Linked DNA regions of Homo sapiens: region 1 is linked to region 2. The links are chromatin loops, found by intact Hi-C in ENCODE. Cell type or tissue: MCF 10A. All regions are shown on one strand.

What was found. Peaks named below come from ENCODE experiments on the same cell type or tissue, not always from the same donor. Only the 100,000 strongest peaks of a DNase experiment are listed, where the experiment ranks them.
Region 1: a loop joins it to region 2, with 9 times the contacts of the local background. A loop is called at or near these places in 12 of 110 quality-filtered maps.

The regions. Positions count from the first base shown.
Region 1 is chr1:234,494,917-234,502,916 of GRCh38, forward strand. No RefSeq gene overlaps it. Among named protein-coding and RNA genes, the nearest start is that of TARBP1, 20 kb to the left of the region's middle. RefSeq lists enhancers at 219-428, 4,207-4,501, 4,496-4,545, 4,586-4,635, 5,046-5,135. In MCF 10A, a CTCF peak has its summit at 4,331 (motif pointing right); DNase peaks (open chromatin) are centred at 4,375, 5,505, 6,355, 6,745 and 2 weaker places.
Region 2 is chr1:234,921,898-234,929,897 of GRCh38, forward strand. No RefSeq gene overlaps it. Among named protein-coding and RNA genes, the nearest start is that of LINC02971, 31 kb to the right of the region's middle. RefSeq lists enhancers at 4,763-4,842, 5,603-5,692. In MCF 10A, no CTCF peak of the experiment used is centred here; a DNase peak (open chromatin) is centred at 4,074.

The DNA of each region.
Region 1 (8,000 bases), 430 kb before region 2:
AAAATCCCACCAGAGTCCATATGTAGGATGAATTGGAGAAGGAGGGGAAACTGGAGACAGAGGGCCTAGAGAGGAGGCTGTGGTAATAGCCCAGACAAGAAAAAATCAGGGTCTTAAATGACACCGTATCAGTGGCCATGGAAAGAAAGGACTCTTTCTTTGAGGTTAGTGCCCATTTGCGATTGGTTGACCCTGATTTCAGCAAGATCTGGTCTCTGAGCCCACAATGTGCCTCTACCTTCTGGACTGTCAGCCTCTGTCAGAGGTAGAACATTTCTTCCCCTAGGGGATCCTTCCATGAAGAAACATCTCCATCTGCTTCATCTCCTGCTTCCTTGTGACCAAATGAAATCCACCCAGGAGAGCTCTGCATCACACACCAACGGTCTCAGGGCTGTTTCCAGCAGCAGCTTTGAAGGACAGCTTCTCCGAGCAGGAACTCCCACTGGGCAACTCAAGAAGCCTCTAGGCGACTCAGTCCCTTTAGCTATTTTTAGTGTGCCTTTTACATTCAGAAACTGGAAACCTTCTGTACAAACTCATTTTTTTTCTGCTTCCCTCAGGCAGAAAGTTTCAATCTTAAACCTTCATGCTAAATGACACAATGTTTGAGAATTTAGCTTACTTTCTTTCCTCATTGTTACCGCACTATTCATACCTCTAAGTATGCAAAGAGCTCTGAATCTTACAGTTCCGGCTCAAGCAGCAGTCAAATTGCAATGAATGAGGTCTCTAACTGTATTAAGACCATGATGTCAAGCTGGGGGTGGGGTGGGGAGGGTGTGCAAAACTATACAGTCATTGAGGGACACAAACTTCAACCTCCACCTCCACCCCAAACACACTACAAAAAGTAATGCCTTAAGCTTGAACATGAGCACCGTGTAAGAGGTCCTCACGTCCAGAGTTTGTCCTAAAAGATCTTTCTTTCCTTTCCTTTCCTTTCCTTTCTTTTCCTTTCCTTTCCTTTCTTTTCCTTTCCTTTTCTCTTTCTTTCTTTCTCTTTCTTTCTTTTTTCTTTTTCTTTCTTTCTTTCTTTCCTCTCTCTTTTCTTTTCTTGTTTTTTTTTTGTTTTTGTTTTTTTTTTTTTTTTTTGAGATGGAGTCACACTCTGTCACCCAGGCTGGAGTGCAGTGGCATGATCTCAGCTCACTGCAACCTCCTGCTCCCGGGTTCCAGCGATTCCTCTGCCTCAGCCTCCTGAGTAGCTGGGACTACAGGCACCCGCTACCACACCTGGCTAATTTTTGTATTTTTTAAGTAGAGGCAGGGTTTCACCATATTGGCCAGGTTGGTCTTGAACTCCTGGCCTCAGGCGATCCGCCAGCCTAGGCCTCCCAAAGTGCTGGGATTACAGGTGTGAACCACCACACCTGGCCATAAAATTTTATTTTTTAAAGAGCATTCTTTAGGAATAGGATATAACTAGCTTAAAAAAAAATCTACTTTAACATCTTATTTGCTTGGTACTATTAAGAATTCTAGAAGAAATTGAGCCATGTGACAGTAGAAACATTAATGTTTCATGTTCCATTTACTTTTTTTTTTTTTTTTTTTTTTGAGACATGCTGGAGTGCAGTCGCATGATCACAGCTCACTGCAGCCTCGATCTCCTGGGCTCAAGCCATCCACCCACCTCAGCCTCCCTAGTAGCTGGGACTACAAGCATATGCCACCATACCCAGCTGATTTTTTTCTTTTTTTTCATAGACCTGAGGTTTCTCCATGTTGCCTAGGCTGGTCTCAAACTCCTGGACTCAAGCAATTGGCCAGCCTCAGCCTCCCAATCATTTACTTTTTCTTACTTGCAGTACCCACTGCAGAAAGTCAGACTACTAACAAACGTCTATAATTGGCTAATCTCTGAAGTACTGGAAAAACATCCAGAAGAATAGGACATGAAGCTGACAACACGCTTCATGAGGAATATGACATAAACTTATCCCCCCTTGCCCAGTTTTTTACTTTGAAAATTGTCAAACATATGGAAAAGTTCAATGAATAGTACACCATTCAAGGGCACCATACTTCACCTAGATTCACTAGTTGTTTATAGTTTACCAATTTTCCTTCTCTTCCTCCATCTTTCCTCCTATATATGTGATGTATGTGTGAGTATTTACAGACACACACACATTTATATTCATATACGCCAAACCATTTGAAAACAAATTGTAAGCATGATGCCACTTCACCTTGTCACACGAACAGCCTGGCTGCTCACACAAAGCCTGTTCGTGGACTCTCTTCACGTGGACGCGCGTGACACACCTTAAGTGCTTTAATATGTACTCCTAAGAGCAAAAACATTGTCTTTTATAATCCCAGTGCCATTATTACACTCAAGAAACCTAACATTGATATTTTAAGGGACACTTTTTCAAAAAAAAGGTAAAATTATGACTCGTACAGATACTAAAAAAAAAAGTTAAAGATTTATTCAATTCATTAATAATGAGGAAACTGCAAGACGCTACTGCCAGTTCAAAAGATAATCCAAAGAAGACACACATTTATTGATAAGGATACTGAAAGGAATAAGCAAACTGAGGCAAAACTGGCTGCTTCTTGTCTGTGGTCAAGGATTGTTTTGCATTGTTATCCATGATCTACAATTTATTGAGTTGTAAAATAACTCAAAGGCCGTGAAAGGTGCAGAGCCCCTATAGGATCAAAATTAGATAACCCTGAAGGGTGGGTGGGTGGGTTCTAGACCTTTTCCTATAAAGGGCTAGATTGTAAATGTTTTTGGTTTTGCAAGCCATATGGTTTTTGTACAGATACTCAACTGTCAGTGAACATGCAAGTAATCTTAGACAATATGTGAAGGGTGAATGCTGCTGTGTGCCAATAAACTTTATTTACAAACACAGGTGGCCAGCTGGATCTGGCTCACTGGTTGTAGTTTGCCAACCCTGCTCTAAACAATGCATAATTTTCCATTGAAGCATACATTTTACCCTACAGATGCAACAATAAGATGTTGTTACGGGCTGAATTGTGGCTCCCCAAAATTCCTTTGTTAAAGTCCTAACCCCTAGTACCTCTGAATGTAACTGTAGTTGGACATAGGGACATTAAAAGGGTGATTAAGGTAAAATGAGGTCATGTTGGTGGGTCCTAACCCAATATGACCGATGTCCTTATAAGAAGAGAAAATTAGGACTGGGCACAGTGGCTCATTCCTGTAATCTCAGCACTTTGGGAGGCTGAGGCAGAAGGATCACTTGAGCTCAGGAGTTTGAGACCAGCCTGGGCAACATAGTGAGACCCCCATCTCAAAAAAAAAAAAAAAAAAAAGAAGAAGGAGAAGAAGAAGAAACAATGAAGAAAAGAGAAGGCAACTAGGACACAGATAGGCACAGAGGGAAGACCATGTGGTAACACAGAGAGAAGACGACCATCTATAAGCCAAGGAGAGGGGCCTCAGAAGAAACCAACCCTGCCAACACATTGGCCTTGGATCTTCAGCATCCACAACCGTGAGGCAATATAATAGCCCTAGCAAACGAATGCAGATGTCTTCCAGTTTTAAAAAGACAGCTACATAATCTTGGGTCAAGTGAACAGGATGCTATTTTTCCTTAAAATTGTTTTATTAGATGCAATATTTGCAAGATACATTTCAAAGGTGGAGATAGGAGGAAGGTTTTGATGTCAAACAAGTTTAGAAACTATAGCAAACTGTAGTTCCTTCTTAGAAATCCACTACATTCTCAGTATGTGTCATGCTCCTGAGATATCCTGCAATCAGGTCTGTTTAACCTTTGCGTAACCCTGACTTTCCCAAACTTTGAATGCCTTTTCAAAAAGAGATACAATTCTGATTAATAACACCATCATTCTTGGAACACACTTTGGAAACACTAGTATGAACAAAATATGAGGCAAATATTCTAAGGATATAAAGATGCCTGTGGACTGAGCCTTGAGAACTGTGGGATTCACAAGGCTGGAAGGGAATACACGCGTTCCAGGTAGGGGCGAAGGGAAGACTCCTGTGGCCCGTCATGTGGCGTCATGATGTGGAAAGCAAGGCACAGAGGGGCCACACTGCCCAGAGCCGAGTGCTTATGTTGCTGTGTGATAGGAAGGCTGGTCCTGAAGGAAGGATCAGTGCCCCCTTGTCAAAGAGAACCTGAGGCTTTCAGTATCCAGTTGTAGAATAAGGAGTGGAATTCGGAACATCTGGCCCTCGGTGTCTTCCTTTGGGGGCCCTGGTGATCACTTCCAGCAGAACTTTATCGCCCGCAATGGGTTCCTTCTATGAGGTCTGTCAATGGGGTAAAAGCCCGGATGGTGCGCCCAATGTCAGCCCGAAGCCACCAGATGGCGCGCGGAACCCGCAATGCACGTGCGCCAGCCTCGCGTTTGTCCCCGCACTGGCCCCAGGCCTTGGGAAATGTGTCTTTCCCCAGCCTTTTTACACTTTAGGAAGCTCTTCTTTAGAGAAGCATGTGAAACACCCCCCTGCACAACTGTGCTCCTCCTGCCCTTCCCCTCCTGGGGACACATCAGCAGCCCTTCCCTGGTTTGAAGAGTTTCCAAGCCGAGGAGTCTCTTGCATGTTTGTTCTACTGGAACTCGAAGCAGGAAGCACTGAGCTTCCATTTTGTAACCCACGATCCTGGTGAAGACAATCGTTAGGGAAAAAACATCTTAAGGATTGTGTGTTAGGGCAACCTCATTTCTGGCGTGAAAACAAGCCCCGCAAACACCCTGTTGTTACTCTGGTGTTCTGACTGCAAACACGGGGGGATGTAAGATTTTTACCTAATCCCAAACCTCGGCCCTGAAGAGTTAATGATGTTACTCATGCCACTGGGGCACAAAAGAAAGACTTGCATGTTCGGGTGGTTATGGCTTGCCCAGAGCGGTGGAATGAGCCATAAGGCTGAAGGCCAAGGGACTCGGGCCACCCATGCAGTGAAATAATCCCCCAGAAATGCGGTGCCGGGAGTGGAAATGAAAGTAAAGAGAACAGTCATTCCAGGGCATTGGCTAAACCTGACTAAACCTGACTGATCATCAAGCCTAAAGTTCTCTCGACTCCCAAAACTGCAAATCTCAGATTTTGGGAGGTACTGCGTAGAAACCAGGAAATGACAGAAATCAAGCAGTTGGAACACTGTTCTTGTCCAACTCTGGGTCTTAAGCTCTGTTCTCATTTTCAGTTCCAAAAGCAATGAATAATTAATAAGGTAGTTTTTGAATGGAAAGCACATTTCAATGGATGAGTGATGATTTCCGAAGGGCCTCTGACAGTTTCTGTTTATTTCCTTCCTTCTTTCTCTTTTTGAAATAAAACCGTGGAAGTGAAGACTGAAGCAATATTCAAATATACAACAGCCTGCATGTTTGACCCATCAGAAACTTGCACCAATAATGAAAAGCAGGATCTAATATCTACCTTGGCACCTGCTGTATGCCTCACACTCTGTTCCGTGTTTTTATGGAAGTGATGTCTCATTTAATCCTCACAGTCATGGCTTGGTAGTTGGCACTGGCCCAGGTTTTTAGATGAGGACTCTAGGCTCCTATGAGGTTAAGCAGCTCACCCAAAGTCACACAACTAGTAAACTTGAGAACTAGGAATTGGAACTAGGTATATCTGATTTCAAAGCCTCAGTTCCTCTTCCTTTGCCCATGCATTTCACAGACTCATGGGACCTCATGGAGTTAGAAGGGATCTGGGAGGGCATTTAGACGAATGCTCTAAATAATGCATGAATCTCTTTTCCAGCATTCTCTGTAAGTTGAAAGCTAAACAAGTGTGAATGTGCCTGAAATCAAAAGCTGAAGCTGAAAAAGAAGTCAGAGAAAGACTTCAGAATTCAGATAGAGGGCCTAAAATACATGTAATAGATTTTGTTCCTATTTTCTCTAAAAGTGGGACAGATGTATATATTTAAGTCTGTGAGAAGGCCAACAATGCACCTAAGGAATGAGTCCAGACTGTTGTTCTCTTAGCCCAGCTCAAACGGGAATAGTTGAAGAAAAATGACTAGGAAAAGAAGGCACGTGCTGGTATGGATGGGATGTCTCTGATATCCTGAAGATATGTGCACTGTAATTCAAAGAGATTCAGAGAAATGCCACTGTTTCAGCATACACATCCTCAGGTCCTGGAATGATAAGGCAAAAAGCTCTGCTCTCCCCCAATACTAGGGAAAGGTAACTAAGTGAGAGCAGGTGACCAGCCTCGGGCCACATAGCAAGGAGGTGGCAGAGCTAGAAATAGAACCAAGTGCTGAGTGTCTTGGTTGTGCCGTGGTGCTGCTCACCCTTGCTACCTCACACATCTTCCGTCATGACTGGCTCTGTGTGAATTTGGAAACTCAAAACCAGGTTTCAGTTTTCATTACATACTGGAAACTTGGCCTTGGATCACAAGAAGTTCACTATGGGGGCCGGGCATGGTGACTCACGCCTGTAATCACAGCACTTTGGGAGACCAAGGTGGGCGGATCATGAGGTCAAGAGATGGAAACCATCCTGGCCAACATGGTGAAACCCCGTCTCTACTAAAACTACAAAAATTAGCTGGGCGAGGTGGCACGCGCCTGTAGTCCCAGCTACTTGGGAGGCTGAGGCAACAGAATCGCTTGAACCCAGGAGGCAGAGGTTGCAGTGAGCCGAGATTGCGCCACTGTATTCCAGGCTGGCGACAGAGCCAAACAAAACAAAACCAAACAAAAAAAAATTCACTATGGTTTGTGAACCTTTCAAGCAAATGGAGCCAGGTTTCTGTCATGCGTCGACCCCCACCAATGCCAGGAGGGATGGATGGATTTGAGTGGGAATCAGGCACAATTCCATCAACGTGGTATTGACATGTCCCGGAGTGCATGCTGGCCTGGAAGGACACCTGGAAACGGGGGCCCTCTACAAATCCCAGGTGCCGTGGAGTCTTTCAGAGCCAGTCAGGGAATAACTTGGGGAGAGAGAGAGAGAAAAGGAGGGAATGATTTAGGAGGTGTGCATATTCATTTGCAAATGAAGTTATGGAAGTTGCTAGTGAGATTTTTATTGGTAATTAAGTGATAATGCCTGTGTAAAGCTGCTAGAGTTGGAATTCCTGTAAAATACTGAAGGGACTGAGGCCCTTTTGAGAAATGTCTTATTGTTTAGCATTTTCAGAAACAATTTAGGTTTCTGTAGTATCTTATATCCTGTAACTAGTAACTCCTCAAAGCATTCTTGCGAGGCAGGTCGCTGGGCTAACCTATTTGTGCACCTCCAAAGATTGTTCATTTACATGTAGAGGGTATGTTAGATGACACCTCTCTCTCTCTCTGTGACACACACACACACACACACACACACACACACACACGCTAGGATAGAGGATCAAATGTCCTTCACATGGCATGGCCAGGTAGAGAGTGTTTTGTTTTGTTTTAAATCATTAAGATCCTGTATATGATTAGCTTGAGATAATCCAGTTTAATTAGTGGAATTAGAGGAATTAGGAAGGATCCAGGTATGGTGACTACTGAAAGACCTTGAAAGAATTTATGTTTGGGGCCGGGTGCGGTGGCTCATGCCTGTAATCCCAGCACTTTGGGAGGCCAAGGCACGTGGATCACTTGAGGTCAGGAGTTCGAGACCAGCCTGGGCAACGTGGTGAAACCCCATCTCTACAAAAAATACAAAAAAAAAAAAAAATTAGCCAGGTGTCGTGGCACACGCCTGTAATCCCAGCTAGTCAGGAGGCTGAGGCAGTAGACTCACTTGAACCCAGGAAGCATAGGTTGCAGTGAGTCAAGATCGTACCACTACGCTCCAGCCTGGGTGACAGAATGAGACTCCATCTCAAAAAAAAAAAAAAAAAGAAAGAAAGAAAGAAAAAAAGAATTAGCATTTGAACTGCTATGACTGCTATGTAAAAAAGTAATCACTTTCTTCCCTTGCTGGCTGGCAGAGGTGGCCCCAACATCCACAAGGCTGGGAGAAAGTATCAAAGGAGAAAATCAAGAACCTGGCCCCAGTTCAAACTG
Region 2 (8,000 bases):
AACCAAGTCCCAGGCCAGAAAATGCATTGTCTGGAATGTTCCTTAGAAACAAATGAGTCTCTCTGTGATGCAAGGTTTAGACGGAAGCAGGCAGGTTAACGTGCCATGTGTCAGAAGTTTTCGTCTAGGTTGAGAGATGTCAATGAATGGCCTGGAGATAATGCTCACTGGGCATTTGGGAAAGTTAGCAGGACAGACATAGACTTCTACCAAGTACAGGGTGCAAAGGCCCACGGGTAACTCCTGAGGGGAGGTGGCAGGTGGGATGGGGAAGGGAGACCTCCAGGGAAAGGCTCTCTCAGTACTTACCTGTTTAAACTATTGGTCTTCTCAGTAAAATTTATTTAAACACACAAAGGCTGCCCCTGCATCATGTTTTTCCAAAATTGTCTGGTCCAGTTCCTTTCCCTCAGCGTTGTATTGTCTATTTAGTTTAGTTTTCTCCTCCTTTAATGAGGACTTACCAACTTTTTTTGCTTCAAAATGTCTATAACCAATTACACAGACTTTCATAAGAAAGATTTATCAAAACAGTAGACACACGTTACTGCCTTGGTCCTATAAACAGAAAATCACCCAGGACCATGTATTTGCAGAATGGCTTTCAAACTTAATCTATGGCTTAAAAGCTGAGACAATTATCAAAGGCTGTTAAGTTCACTCCTTAGTTTGAAAAAGCAGAACTAAAGTGGACACCCCTGTGTGTCCAGAGCTGCACCCTCCCCAAGGCAGGGCAAGGCACTCAGGGGCTTCTCCTTCCCTACAGGGCTGATGACCCAAAACACACACTTTGGTTCAACATTGGGAAAACGACAGCCCTATTCCTTTATTGCTTAAGGGAGAAAGAGGCATGTACAGAGGCCCACTGCTAACCCAGACCAGGAATCATTACTGGAAGGAAGAAACACCTGGAATCTATGGTCAAGGTCTTCTGTTTTCCTTCTGTCCATGGGTTTCCCAATCCAAGGGCTCGCCTCCCACTGGAGGCTCTCCTCAGCCAGGGCGATTAATTTCTGTGCCAGCAACATGCAGACAACCTCAAAAAAGGGCCCTTGCTCTCCTTCCATGGTGCTGCCTGCGCTTTCCTTCCAGTGGGGACTTTCCCATCATGCCCATGCTGTTGGAGGTGTGTTGCTGCCCATGCTTTCCCTCCAGTAGGAGCCTTCCCATCATGGCCCGTGTTGTTGGAGGTGATGATGCTGCCCACGCTTTCCCTCCAGTAGGAACTTTCCCATCATGGCCCGTGGTTGTTGGAGGTGATGATGCTGCCCATGCTTTCCCTCCAGTAGGAACTTTCCCATCATGGCCCATGGCTGTTGGAAGTGACGGTGCTGCCCAGAGTTTTCTCTCGCCAACCCCCCCACCTTTTCCCTGAGAGGGTGCCTCCATCCTGCAACTCCAACCACCTGCTGCTTTTGACGGCCAATATCTTCTGCACAAATTTCCCCTGTGAGCACCAAATCCAAATGCCCAACATCCTACTGGACAATAGATTTTCAAACTCAACATTCCCCAACTCAACTCCTCATCCTCCCCCTACTTCTTTCCCAAATGTATTGTTCTTATCTTTCTTCTCTCCCTGACTCCCTGCACGTATTCAACTTACCTACTTTTTTGCTTCAAAATGTCTACTACCAGTTATGTAGATTCCAAGTCCTCTAGATTCAACCTTAGTAAGGTCTTTGCTCCCACCCACTCCTCCATATCCCCACGGTGACAGCACCGTTTCCTGACCTCAGCACCTCCATCTGGCCTTGCAGTGCTCTTCAACCCACCCTGCAGGCTTGCCTTTCTCTGTCCATCCTCAGCAAACCACCAGGGCATCCGTCTAAGACAGGAAGCTCTGATCACCTTATTTTCCAGCTGAAACCCCTCAGTGGCTCTCCCTGGCGGGCCTCCCCCTCATCCTGCCTCCTGCTGGCCCAGGCCCATCTCATTCCTCATCCCCAGCTACACCAATGCCTGACCTTTCCCAAACACACTGCATCGTCTTGCACAAAGTGTCTCTGCCCGCCCTCCCCACCAGCAAATATCTTCTGTCTCTCATGCTTCCATGCACCACCCCCATGAACACATTTCCCCAGCATAGTGCAACGCACCCTTGGTGCACACTGCTCCCTGGGCAAGAATTTTTTTCTCCTTGCCAGCTCAGCTACTGGACTATAAGCTCCTTGCAGGCAGACATTAGGTCTTGATTCTCTTCCTCACATCCCTCGTGTCTAGCATAGTACCTGGTACACAGAGAGTACATAATGAATATTTAGGGAAAGAGGCAAGAGAAGGGAGAGGAGGAGAAAAGAGAAGAACAGAGAAGGAGAAGGAAAGGAAAGAGTCAAAAGACCAACAGAATTGGGTTGTACACTGCCCACATACCTGGGGAGTTAAGATGCGTGTGCACATTGTGTGTGCACATACACACACACGATGCTACGGTCCTTTCAACAACTTAGCATCATAACTCCAAGTGCAGCTCAAGTTGCAAATTGTAAATCTACTTAGAGAGCCACAGCATTTTCCTTGGAAGACATTTACGGAGTATTACTCGGCACATGCCACCGAAGGCCCTCCATGGGTCAGGCCTCGTGCTAGGCACTAGGAAGACAAAAAACGGGTGAGAATTTGTTTTTACCATTGAGAAGCTCAGAGGAAAAATCTGGGCAGCAAACAAATGGGCCAAATCTGGCCAGCAGCTGTTTTTGTAAATAAAGTTTTATTAGAACACAGCCATGCCATTTACTATCAGGCTCTTTGCAGAAGACATCTGCTGGCCTTGCCCTAGGTAGTAGAGGCCTCAAGGCCCTTGGCCTTGTCCACTGCCAACAGCACACAGCCCCTTGCTAAGTGCTCAACAAATGCATCCTCAAGGCTCCAGAAACTCTCTGGAGTCGGGCTCACTGGTGGAGAAGAACTCCTCCTCTTTATCTAATATTAAAATAAGTGTGCATTTTCCTCCAAGCAAATGTGTGCCACCAGAAGAGGCAGCACAATATCCGGCAGCTGTTGGTGACCTCTCTACAGACATGACGGACTCATTTCCGGGACCGGCCCCTTATACAGAGACTTCCATCCAGCATCCTCACAGTGTCTGGCCTGGGCTGTACAAATCCAGAGACCTAGAAACAGAAACTGTGATTCCTCTCGAGAAGTGAGGCTGCTATGTGGCTGGCGTGCACACCACACTGCCAGCTTCGGGCTCTATTGCCTTATCTTAAATTACAAACTCTACCAGAAGAAAATGTCACCCTTCTGCTGGGGTCCGGAAGGCTTTGTGTGTGTTAACAATCATCTTGGAACCTGCGCTCAAGACGACCTCAAGCACACTTTGTTCTTCAGCTCTGGACGTGTCGTGGCCGTCAGGGTGAAGAGAGAGATGAGAACAGAGGCTTGGACAGGACAGCCCTGGCTGACCAGTCAAGTGTAGAAGACACATACATACATTTCCTTTTTTCCTTTTCTTTTTCAACTTTTATTTTAGAGTCAGGGAGTACCTGTGCAGGTTTGTTACAAGGTATATAGCATGATTCTGAGCTTTGGGGTACGATTGGCACCCAGGTAATGGGCATAGCACCCAACAGGTAGTTTTTCAGCCCTTGCCCCTCCTCCCCTGTCCCTGGTCTAGTAGTCCCCGGTGACTATTGTTCCCATCTTTATTCATGATAGCAAAAACACAGAATCAACCCAGTTTCCCATCAATGGTGAATTGGATAAAGATGTGGTTCATATACACCGTGGAATACTACACAGCCATAAAAAAGAATGAAATCAGGTCTTTTGCAGCAACATGGATGTGGCTGGAGGCCATTAACCTAAGCGAATTAATGCAGGAACAGAAAACCAAATATATCATGTTCTCACTTATCAGTGGGAGCTAAACACATACCTTTCGGAAGGCACCAGAACACTGGTTTGTTCCTGCTTTGTCTTGGCACCAACCCACTTGGCCCCTGACTCATCTTTCTCTACAACACTCCTGTTTGCTTTTCTCTACCATGGAGAAGGTATGTCTCAGTGGAAGAACTATGGGAGGTATTCAGCCCAAACATCCTCTAAGACAGTAAAGTGTTAACAGCTTAGAAAGAGCTGCAGACTATTAAAATGTGAGCTGCGTTAGTCAGCTGAACCGAGAATTCTCATCCTGGCCCTTGCTCTTGGAGGGAATGCATGCCTTAGTGCTTACTCAGCTCTTAAACAGGGTTTGTTGTTTTGTGTGTTTTTGTTTCCCGTGACTGTGTGTGTTTGACTTTTTTTAAACTGTGGTTTAAGAAAAAAAAAAAAAGTTGATCAGTAAGTCAAAGTGTCAGAACTGTCTGGGTTGAAGCAGGCACTCATAGGGAAGCAGGAAGACCAGTCTGTAGGTTTAGGGGAGGGGAGCAGAGGAAACAGAATTTTCATTCCACACCAAGCCTGCAAAATCATACAGACAGGAGAGCCCAGACAAAGCTAAATGTCATTTTCTTTATCCTAATTTATTGATTTCTGCTGGCTGTCGGGAGCTCTCGGGGAGGAAGCATGCTGAGTCCATAGCTAATGCTTTTCGTTGTTCTCACAGTTAGTGGGCCCTGGAGCTTGGGGAAGGGGGTGGCATAAGTGCAGGGAAATGGTGACGAGATGCAAAAGAATCATGGTGGCCAGAGCAGAAAATGTGTGCTCACATTTCTCTCTCTGCAGTGTTTCTGAAATGGCCTCTTCATTTACTTGAAAGAGACCTCATGCCAAAAAATGCATAGCATCATCCCCCACCTGCTCAGTCATGCCTTGAATCTCAAGCCCAGAAACGCAACTGCTGCCGGTGGGGGGTGCACCCCAAAAGTCCTCATCCTGAGAACACCTGTTAAAAAGTCCACGATGGCAGAAATCCCTGGTGCTGCATGGAGAATCTCCACTCAGGTGCGTCACCCCCTAGACGTTAGGAAGGTCCGGGGCAGGTGTCCGGTGGGGTCAGGGAGACACGCAGGTTCAAGGTTGTTCTACAACCCTGAGAGAAATGTCTGGGCCTCAGAACGTCAAGAGAGCTGGTTCTTCAGAGTTCTATTTTCCATTCCGCTACTTTGAGAGGGATGTGGGCTTTCATTGTGCTCGTTATTTTCATGAAAACTCATTACAAAACTGAAACCAACATCACAGAACAATGAGGAATCACCAGCCCATTGAACAAGTGCAGAGCGGCACATATGACCACTGCAATGCTTCCTTTCCAAAGCTCTTTTGCTCTTGCGTGGAGTGGCCCCCGCCACGGGCTTTCCCAGGTCACACCTGCTCCACACTTCTCTCCAGGTGCCTCTGTCCCCTGAGGCCTCACCTCGGGCCCGGGTCGCCCTGCACAAACAGCCCCTGGGCGGGCACACAGCACTGACTCTGCTGCAGTCTCCAGGTTCCCGAAGCCAGCTGCCTACTGGACACTGCACCCTTAAAGTCCCACCGATGCATCCCCAACAGGGTCTCCTCCACGGCCCCCCTTCCTGGTGAAGTCTGATCAGCTTCCAGCCACACAGATGTGAAGACTCATTGTCTCCAAGGAGCCCCAGAGTCCGGTTGATTCCCCTTCTGAATGTCTCCTCATTCTGACCTCCTCCTTCTCACACCCACTGCCCTCCACCCAGCCTGGCCTCAGCCCAGAAGGGCCTCCTCTCCAGCCTCCGTCCGGGTCTCTGTCACCTCACCTGTACTCTGCCCTCCACCTCACCTCTACTCTGCCCTCCGCCTCCCTCTGGAAGGCTGCTGTCCTCCTCCGGGGTCCTTCACTGCTCACTGAACCACCTCTCAGTCTGACCTTCAAGGACCCAAATCTACCAACTCACTCTTCTCTTATTCTCTAACACCAACCCTCAACACCATCAGGCTGTCCCCTGCCACTCCATGAATGTCCGTCCCTCATACCTGTGTCCCCACCATCACCTTATTTAAAATGCCTCTCCCTCTGATCTGCCCATTCAACGCCTCATCGAAGCCCAATTCCAGTCCCTCCCTCCCTGTGGCAACCTTGCCTGACTCTGCAACAACTGCAACCCCATCCTTCTCCCTGCCTTTGTGTCCCCATGTTGCTTCATTATAGTGGGATGTCAATAGGCATTAAAAGGTTGCTGTCTCCTCTACTTCCTTGTACCCATTGTCAAAGACCCCCACCGGCTTGTTCGCAAATTCAGAAAAACGTTCCCCTTCCTCAGAACACTACTGCTCAGAGATTGTCGCATTTACCAAGTCTGTTCACATTTATGAACACATTTATGAAGCCTGAGATGAATGGTGGCCCTAGGACTGCTGGTGACAAACCCGCCTGAGCCCAGCCCCCAAGGTGGCAGGATCACTTCCTACCCACTGTGCACACCAACTTCAGGTTCTTCATTTCCCAGCTTTCAAGTAGGCTTTGTCTATCTCTAGCGGAAACAATAAATAGTCTGAAAACCAAAGCACTTTTGATTTGCAAAAGGCAGGCTGCACTGAGAAAGAGATTTCTCTTAGAATTCTGAAGGATGCCTTCACACATCAAGAACCAAGTTAGAGCTTGGGAGTGCAGGTTTATGCCATGACTATGAGGAGCAGAAGTGAACAGAAAAATGTGGGTTGATGTCAGAGAATAGCTATTTATCTACCGGAAAGGAAATGATGGATTACCAATAGGCAAGAAGAAGGGAATCCACAGAGAATATAGCTTAGACACTTGGGACGAAACTGGAAATGTTTCCCCCAGCTCTCCCCCTCCAAACCGTGCCCCTCCCCCAGTGAAAACGCCAGCAGGGGAGGCAACCAGAAGTCTCAGAAACCCCAGGTGGGCTTGGAAGGAACTAATTAGCTTGGGAGAGCTAATATCTCAAAACAGTATTTACCATCTGATGGATTTTCCCTTCATGGGGATGCATCTCCTCACCGACACTGTAAATCAGCTGCCGGGGCAGGCCCGTGGCACAGGTGTGCACACACCTGGCAGCCTCAGCTCTATTCTCTGCTCACCAGAGTCCAGCAGCCAGCACATAATCCCCTTGTTAATACACTGCTCCACTCCTAATAAGAGCAGGGCAGCGTCCCAGGGCCTAAGGTTTACAGAGACTGCTGAAGAAGGGGCAGTTGGGTCCTTCACTCTTTGGTAGGGGAAGCAGGATAAAAGGGGCTGCTAGAATGTATGGCAGCGTGGAGGGCTGAGCAATGATTCAGAGCTGGGGGATCAGGGATGGCTTCATGGAAGAGGTGGAAATTGGCTTGAGTCTAGAAGGGTGAAGAGCGTGTGATATTGTTTCTTCATCGTCCACCTTCCTCAGACCAAGGAGAAAAGGGGACTTGGCCCCGTCAGAGGAGGTCACTGCCTGCTCCCTGCAGGGACAGGCGGGCCTGGCATCTACACCCTAGATTGGGCCCCTAACTCTACTTTGGTTAACTCTCTAACCCAGAAAGCATTCCTTCACCTCTTGAGCCCGTTTTTTTCCTCATAAAATAGGAAGAGTCACGTTGCCTCCCTTGCCAGTTTGCTGTGAGAATTAAGTGAAAGAGCAGAGTTACATTTCATCTGTGCTGACTTCCTTTCGGTTATGGACTGAATGTTTATGCTCCCCACAGCCCAACCAAAATTCCTATGTTGAAAAAAACCCAACTCCAAAGGTAACGAATGGCATTAGGAGGTGGGGCCTTTGGGAGGTGATTAGGTCCTGAGGTTGGAGCCCCTGCAAATGGGATTAGTGCCTTTATCAAAGGGACCCCAGAGAGGAGTCTCATTCTCTTCCCACCATGCAGGGACACAGCTAGAATGTGCCATCTGCAGTCCAGAAGAGGCTCTCACCAGAACCCAACCATGCTGGCACCCTGATTTCAGACCCCCAGTCTCCAGAACTGTGAGGAAGAACTGCGTGTTGTTTATAAGCCACTGGGCTCTGGTACTTTGTTACAGCAGCTGAAGCTAAGACATTTTCCCTCCTTCTTTAATAGGGATGATGGGCAGTAAAAAGCTTAGAGGAATTCAGCTGGACGTGGTGGCTCACACCTGTAATCCCAGCACTCTGGAAGGCCGAGGC